Regions from separate parts of the Homo sapiens genome. Here regions 1 and 2 are each linked to region 3. A link is an interaction called in ENCODE POLR2A ChIA-PET data of the cell type or tissue named here. Cell type or tissue: GM12878. All regions are shown on one strand. Region 1 holds the start of LINC02898 (long intergenic non-protein coding RNA 2898). Region 2 overlaps EML4 (EMAP like 4). Region 3 has its middle 45 kb from the start of EML4.

Evidence for each region. Peaks named below come from ENCODE experiments on the same cell type or tissue, not always from the same donor. Only the 100,000 strongest peaks of a DNase experiment are listed, where the experiment ranks them.
Region 1: POLR2A ChIA-PET joins it to region 3 with 5 read pairs; 2 of 35 experiments call an interaction of 5 or more read pairs at or near these places.
Region 2: POLR2A ChIA-PET joins it to region 3 with 5 read pairs; 4 of 35 experiments call an interaction of 5 or more read pairs at or near these places.

What each region holds. Positions count from the first base shown.
Region 1 is chr2:41,952,362-41,954,861 of GRCh38, reverse strand. LINC02898 (long intergenic non-protein coding RNA 2898) reads left to right here and starts at 1,056. Exons shown (of 4, transcript NR_161189.1): 1 at 1,056-1,135; 2 at 1,554-1,874. LOC124905996 (a long non-coding RNA gene) reads right to left here. Exons shown (of 3, transcript XR_007086296.1): 3 at 1,813-2,251. RefSeq lists an enhancer at 1,181-1,320. In GM12878, no CTCF peak of the experiment used is centred here; a DNase peak (open chromatin) is centred at 1,011; H3K4me3 peaks cover 406 bases; H3K27ac peaks cover 873 bases.
Region 2 is chr2:42,287,842-42,290,341 of GRCh38, reverse strand. EML4 (EMAP like 4) reads right to left here. Exons shown (of 23, transcript NM_019063.5): 11 at 2,020-2,115. Among named protein-coding and RNA genes, the nearest start is that of COX7A2L, 72 kb to the left of the region's middle. In GM12878, no CTCF peak of the experiment used is centred here; no DNase peak of the experiment used is centred here.
Region 3 is chr2:42,122,783-42,125,282 of GRCh38, reverse strand. No RefSeq gene overlaps it. Among named protein-coding and RNA genes, the nearest start is that of EML4, 45 kb to the left of the region's middle. RefSeq lists a silencer at 828-1,028. In GM12878, no CTCF peak of the experiment used is centred here; a DNase peak (open chromatin) is centred at 1,062; H3K27ac peaks cover 652 bases.

The DNA.
Region 1 (2,500 bases), 170 kb after region 3:
TCCTCTCCTGAGCACTCCTGAGCGAAGAGCCAAGCCAGGGTAAGCCTGTGCATATAAGGCCTCAATTTTAGATTAGATTCCCAAATTTAATTTCCTATTCCTTAATTTAATTCTGCATTTTAGTTTTGTTTTTATTATTTACATGGGTTCCCTTTAATGATTCCAAATTGCTGCTGCCCTCTAGCAGAATTTTGTCTTATGTTAACTTCTTGAAAACTGATCAGCATTGGAGTTTATTCCACGCTGGGTTTAGTTATTTTCTGAAACGAAGCACAATTAAATTAGAATAATGAACATGCTCTTTAGAGGATTAATTCATAATTAGCAGGCCATGTGCTACAGCTCACAGAAGAAAGGGCACAAGGATCGAAAGCTGTTTTTTTCTGCCTAAATATGAAAAGTACATTCTGCAGAGCAGAACAAATCAGCTAATGACATCCAGAGCGCTGGCCAGCCCCAGAGCAGCATGGAGCTGGCACCTTGAGTTAGCGCAATCCCCACCGATGCTGCTGCCTACCTTTCCTCCCCGAGAAGGCTGGCAGCGGGCAATTTGCCTGGCTCTTCTCTCCTCAGCACAGCTGATAGAAGCCACTGTGGACCTCCTAAATTCTACCCCCAGGAAGCCCCAAACTCCACAGCCTGTGGCTTCACAAGCTTCATCCTCAGAGCTTCCTACAGCCCATTCACTCATTCATTCTTTCATCCAAGGAATGTTTTACTAGCTCCTGCTATACACCAGGCATCCATGGGATGGCCCACCCTCGGGATACATCAGGGAAGAAAACATACAAAGACCCCTACCCTTTTGGAAGTTATACTTGAGCAGGCAGAGACAGACAATAAATGGTAAAAATAATAAGTAAATTATGTATTATGTTAGAAGGTGATGAGTGCTAAAGAGGAAGGGGGGTTGAGAGTGGTGTGTGTGTGTGTGTGTGTGTGTGTGTGTGCGCGCGTGCCTGTGTGCTTTGCAGTTTTAAATAGGATGGGTCATGGTAGGCTTATGGGGAAGGTTTCAATTGAGCGAAGACTTGAAGGAAGTGAGAAAGTGAGTCACTTTCAAGCAAGTCACCCAGGTCAAGCCTGTTCTAGAAGAAACAACTATAGCAAAAGCCCTAAGGTTGGAGTGTGGCTGGTGAGTTCGGGAAGGATGGGGCCAGTGGGGGCTGAATGGAGGGAGTGAGTGGGAGATGAGGGGGACCCCATCAAGTGGGGCCTTGGGTTTTTCTCCGAGAGAACTGAAAGTCAGGGCAGGGTTCTGAGCACAGGCAGGACGTGGTCTTTTACTAAAGGATCTCTGGCTGCTGGCTGAGAACAGACTTTACAGGGTCAGGTAGATGGAAGGATGGAAGGTGGGAGACCTGTCAGAAGGCTCACAGCTTAGGCCTCTGAAACTCCAGCCCCAGGTTTTCCCATACCATGTTCTCTGGGCCTGCCAAAGTGCTGAGCTCAGGCCTCAGAACCAGGCACAGAGGCTTAGAGTCTCCTGCAGTCCCCTTTCTCCCAGAAGGACCAGTATATTTATTTTTTTATTTTTTTTATTTTTTAAACAGCCAGAGCTCACACATGGTGAGGATGTCCAGACCATTATTCCTCGATTGGGCCTGGAGACCCCTCTGCAGCCCCTCCCAATCTCTCCCACTGACCTACGGACCAGAAGGCTGGATTTTGCAATGGAAGGGAACTTGCAGGCAGCAGACAGCTCTGCACTGTCCCTTTGATTTTCCTCAGGCACCTCTGAGAGGGAGACACACTCTCAGCCAAGTACCCAACAAGGGACATGAGAAGGCTTCTGCTGTGCAGCTGCCAGAGAAACAGGGGACAGATCAAAGCAGGAGAGGACCAACATCTGCGGTAACCAAAGCAAGGACAAGGTACAAACACATTGAATGAATAAATAAGCAGATGAATGACTGATGGGTGGGGGGAATGAATGATTAATGCATAAATGAATGATTGATGAATAAACAAATGTATAGCCTGGAGCTGGCTCCTGCTCCCTGCTCTTTGGGTATCTTCTCTACTGGGAACCGAAGATTAAAGATGCTCCCGTGACCTTCACCTCTGGAATTCCCTGCTGGAGTTGGGATTACACCTGCTTCTGAGCCCAGAGGTTGGGGAGGCTTTGGCTTAGGATCGGTGGCCCAAGGCTGCAGAGATGTGCTGGCGGAAGGAGGCTGGAAGCAACTGGGGCTGGTCTGGAAGACCCCTGGGCAGCTTGTAGGTTCTGAGTGCGGAGAACTCCAAGGATCTGAGAGGAGAGAAGGGTGTGTTGGGAAGAGGGGAAAAGGAGTGGTTTAGTTTTTCCTTCCTGGTTCTACACGGGACATTCTGCAGATGCTGGGCCTTGGGTTGGTCTCATTCTAGGGCCTGTAAAGATACAGAAGTCTGTCTCAATGGAGCATTTGACTGTATTATCCCAAAAGGCAGGAAGATTTCGGTAATCGAAATTGTCAGAAGCTTCCCCAAAAGGGGCAGGCTGGTGAAGACTTTAGCTCAG
Region 2 (2,500 bases), 170 kb before region 3:
AAATTAAAAAGTTATATATCAACTCCCCAAATCCTTGTGACTTAAGCAAGGATGGAGCTCATCTATAGTAGAACAGAATAAGGTCAAGACAGGGAGAAGAGGAGAGACAGTCAACCCGTAATCCGGCCCCTGAATCAAGTCATTTCTGAGTCAAAATCTCCCTCTGACCTTTACTAGAGGTTTTCTCTTCCTCCCTAAACAGGAGTCAATACATCCTCTGTTTTGATTAAGTTAACTTTATTTTTATTATTTTTTGAGACGAAGTCTTGCTCTGTCGCCCAGGCTGGAGTGCAATGGCGTGATCTCGGGTCACTGCAACCTCTGCCTCCAGGGTTCAAGCAATTCTCCTGCCTCAGCCTCCAGGGTAGCTGGGGTTACAAGCAACTGCCACCATACCCGGCTATTTTTTTTTTTTTTTTTTTTTTTTTGTATTTTTAGTAGAGATGGGGCTTCACGATGTTGGCCGGGGTGGTCTTGAACTCCTGACATCTAATGATCTACCCACTTTGGTCTCCCAAAGTGCTGAGATTACAGGTGTGAGTGACTACCCCTGGCCAGATTAAGTTAATTTCAATTGTTTTGCAGTCGCTTGTACTAGAAAGTGCTATAATGCAGATATTTGGGACACGGTGTTTAGAGAACTTCCTGACTACCTGGATGTGAGAAGTGAGGTAAAAAGAGCCATGAATGATGTCCAAGTTTCTAGCTTAGGTAGCTAGGTGAAATGCGGAGTCAATCACTAAGGGATGAAACTGGTGGTTGGGGGCTAGGAAAGATGATTATGTACAGATTTGAACATGGTGATTTTCATTTGTGGTAGAGGACATTCAAATAAAGATGTCTAGGATGCAACTAGAAATATGAGTTAAACCTGTTAGAGATCTGGGCTGGAGATAACTGATACGGGACTCAGCAGATAGAAAATGAGGCCATGGGAGCAGCATATAGTATCAGTGGAGCATGTGGAATAAAACTCTGAAGAACACCAACATTTAAAGTCCTGGAAAGGAGATCGAGAAATCGCCAGTAGGAGGAAAACCACAAGACTTCATCTGGTAAACCTTACTATGAAGAATCAAAATTGATATATTTCATTTTCATGCAACTTCCCTATGTTTCAATGTTAAATTACTCTGAATAACTGGAAGTCAATCTATATCTTCATTTATGTTTTTTAAAGTTTGAGGTTTTCTGACAACTTATATTCCTTTTAAGTACAATCAAATCTACTTCTTTCAAAATGTTAAGTTAAACATCACATCATCTTTCTGCCCAACAAGCTAAAAGCTTGAAGCTTACTCAAAACAAAACTGTTAAGAGAGGAGTTGGAGAGTAATGTGATGTTATTTAAGAGTATGGCAAATATTACACAGACTTTTTAAAGCCATTCTATCACTTTGAATCTTTTTAAATGCCTGTCAGAGGGAGAAGTCCATTTCTGGCTCATATAAACCCAGCTTCAATGCATTTTACATTCTTCTCTTACAACGTACAGCTTGATCTACACAGAGATCAACCCTTGTACTGTAAAGAGTTATAATGCAATTATAGCAATTATAAATGCTATTGAATTTTCTAAAATAATCCTACAAACACAATTAAGACCAAAAAACTTAACATAAGCCCTTCAGTTACATCAGTCGTATTCCTACTGAATTTTTCCTCTAGATTTCTAAAGCTTTAAAGATGGAATGAAATTACATGTTTTATTAAAGAAGAAAACCAAGAAGTGTGTTCAGTCTTAATTATGAGATCACACATCCATCTACTCTGGCATTTCAGGACTATAGTAATGTCTGAAATATTGAAATTGCTTCAAGTTGCTTGACTATTTTATCTTGTATAACTATAGTGTTAATATCTTAACGATTATGACAAATCACTAAATTTGCTGAATTTGGCTAGTAGATCTGCTTTTGCGACTTACGAATAGATAGTTCTAATACCAATATAGTTCCAAATACCTGCAAAACAAGTAACGTACTCTAAAACACAATACTCGGTTTTTTAAAAATTTACCTTTATTTCTGCTCCTTTTGCTTTCTTCTGCCAGTCCCATACAGTAAGCATATGCTCATTGGAGTCATCAATAATACATAAATGAACACCTGAATCCTAAAGAAAAGTCAATCAGAGGCATTTTAAAATTCACTGATAGGGCTAACATTCTAAGAAAGAAATACCATCTTATTAAAACTGCAAATAGTAAGATAACCCAAAATCCTTTAAACTCATCGCTCTCTGAAACATAATGAATACACTATTTACTACAATTGTATTTTCCTCAAAAATATAAAGATTCTTTTACAAAATATTCTATTTAAATCCCCTCATCCCTCCAGGTTATTTCCACTTGCCATCTAGTCACTCCTATTATTCAGAGATAGTGACTAATTTTGAGGCTATCCTAGTCCCTTCTGCATCTTATGCTTCCTTCTTGCTGCCTGTATTAAGCTATTTTTCCTTGTGGTAGGTAAGAAGAAATGTACACAATTTCATA
Region 3 (2,500 bases):
CAATCTACCCGCCTCAGCCTCCCAAAGTGCTGGGATTACAGGCGTGAGTCACTGTGCCAGGCCCCACCATTAGTTTTATAAATCAAGATATAACATGTGTTATGAACTTCTGTGGTACTGCCTTTTTAAGAGCTCATCATCCCTGAAAATCATTCAAACCCTTCAACATGGCAACAGCCCTCCTGGACATTTCTACAAAGGAAATAATTAAAAAGAAGAAAAGAAATCTTTGCATGCACTAGATGTTTATAGAAGAACCACTTATAATAGTTATGGCCAGCTCACGCCCATAATTCCAGCACTTTGGGAGGCCAAGGTGGGCAGATCATGAGGTCAGGAGATTAAGACCATCCTGGCCGACATGGTGAAACCCTGTCTCTACTAAAAATACAAAAATTAGCTGGGTGGGGTGGCGCCTGCCTGTAGTCCCAGCTACTCGGGAGGCTGAGACAGGAGAATCGCCTGAACCAGGGAGATGGAGGTTGCAGTGAGCCGAGATCATGCCATGCACTCCAGCCTGGTGACAGAGCGAGACTCCATCTCAAAAAATAAAAAATAAAAAAAGAACCACTTATAATAGTTAAAAACTGGAAATAACTTAATGCGTAGCAGCAGGGGAAATGATTAAACAAGTTATGGCATATCCATGGGAAACCACGAAGCCACAAAAAAAGATCATTAGGAAGACTATGTAAGGACAAGAAAGTGTTTATTAAGTGATGTTAAACAAAAAGTGGAACACAAAAATTACATGAACATTATAATTATGCTTACATAAAATATTTCTATATCTGACTGAAGACTGGAAGAAAATCTGGGAGAAAAGAAAGTGGTTGTGGTAAGTGGCAGAAATATGACTGATGTTTTTCTTTTTGAATACTTTTAGTGTTGTTGTAGACTTGTCTTAGTAATAAATAGCTCTTTTTTGGAAAAAAAAAAAAAAAAGGATAGCCAAGCCGTAACTTGTTGTGTTTGCTTTTTACTTAGGGCAGTAACTGAGAAAACATTTCAAACATAGAGGAAGTCACATCAGCAACTATGAAGTGTTGAGGTCAAAATATGACGTTTCAATAATGAGGACAGTCAGGTGGAGAGATCTGAAGATAACAGATACAGGAATACAGGAAATGGGTCAAAGAAGACAGTTTTGGGGGTAGGATTTGCATTGCTGAATACTTACGAAAAGAAACAAACTCACAGGCTTACAGGCTTAGATTTATTAGTCTATATTAGGGCTGAGGATACCTGTGAACCAAAAATAAATAAATAAATAAAAACAGAGAGAGAAAGTGTGTGTCAAAGAGATGCCTCATTAGCCTTTCTCTTTATCTCTATGGAATGTCAAAGAGATAATGTCATCTCTAAGACATTAATTGTCCACTTTTTTCAACTGATCCTCTCCCTGGAGGCAGCTGAGCAACTCACTTGGAGGAACGATTCAAATCATTCCTGATTTTTAAGAATTAATCCTTAACCAAGTTAATTAATCATAGTGTACCAGCACTTGGAATCACTCAAACAAAACAGCCTTTACATATAGGAGATGCATCCACCCCAAGCTTTTCTTCACCCATAATCTTGCCTCAAACTTGTGTGGGTAGCTCAGGGCAAAATCTGGTTTCTGGCTGCCAATGGCATGCATTAATGGAGAGAAGCAGGCTGACAGTGCAGCCTGGGAAGGTTTCTGTAGAAAAGCCTGTGTGCTAGAGTTAATTACAGCCTGATTTAAATCTTAGATTGTGGAGGGACCATGAAAAAGGCAGACTGATGAATACTATGTGGTCAGATAAACCCAGATACTTAGATCTCTCAAAAGGAAAAAGAAAAACCCTAGAATCATCTTCTGGGTACAGACAGTGCGGTAGGTCCAGTGAAAATTATAAGGTTTGGGTTAGATGGGGCTCCTGCCCACAACCCAAAACAGTGTATTCAGGGGACAAAAGAGAAATGCAGACAGAATCCAAGTCAATAAACACATGTCACAGAACAAAATATAAGTAGCTATGATATGCTAAAAAATAGCAATAAACTGGCCAGGCGCAGTGGCTCATGCCTGTAATCCCAGCACTTTGGGAGGCTGAGGCGGGCAGATCATCTGAGGTCGGGAGTTCGAGACCAGACTGACCAACATGGAGAAACCCCATCTCTACTAAAAATACAAAATTAGCTGGGTGCGGTGGCGCATGCCTGTAATCCCAGCTACTTGGGAGGCTGAGGCAGGAGAATTGCTTGAACCCGGGAGGCAGAGGTTGTGTTGAGCCGAGATCATGCCATTGCATTCCAGTCTGGGCAACAAGAGCGAAACTCTGCCTCAAAAAAAGAAAAAAAAAGAAAAAAGAAAAAAAAACCTGTATATATATACAGCAATAAACTTTGACTTAGGAAGCCTGGGTTTAAATCCCAGCCATGGCCGGGGGCAGTGGCTCACACCTGTAATCCCAGCACTTTGGGAGGCTGAGGTGGGCAGATTACCTGAGGTCAGGAGTTCGAGACCAGCCTG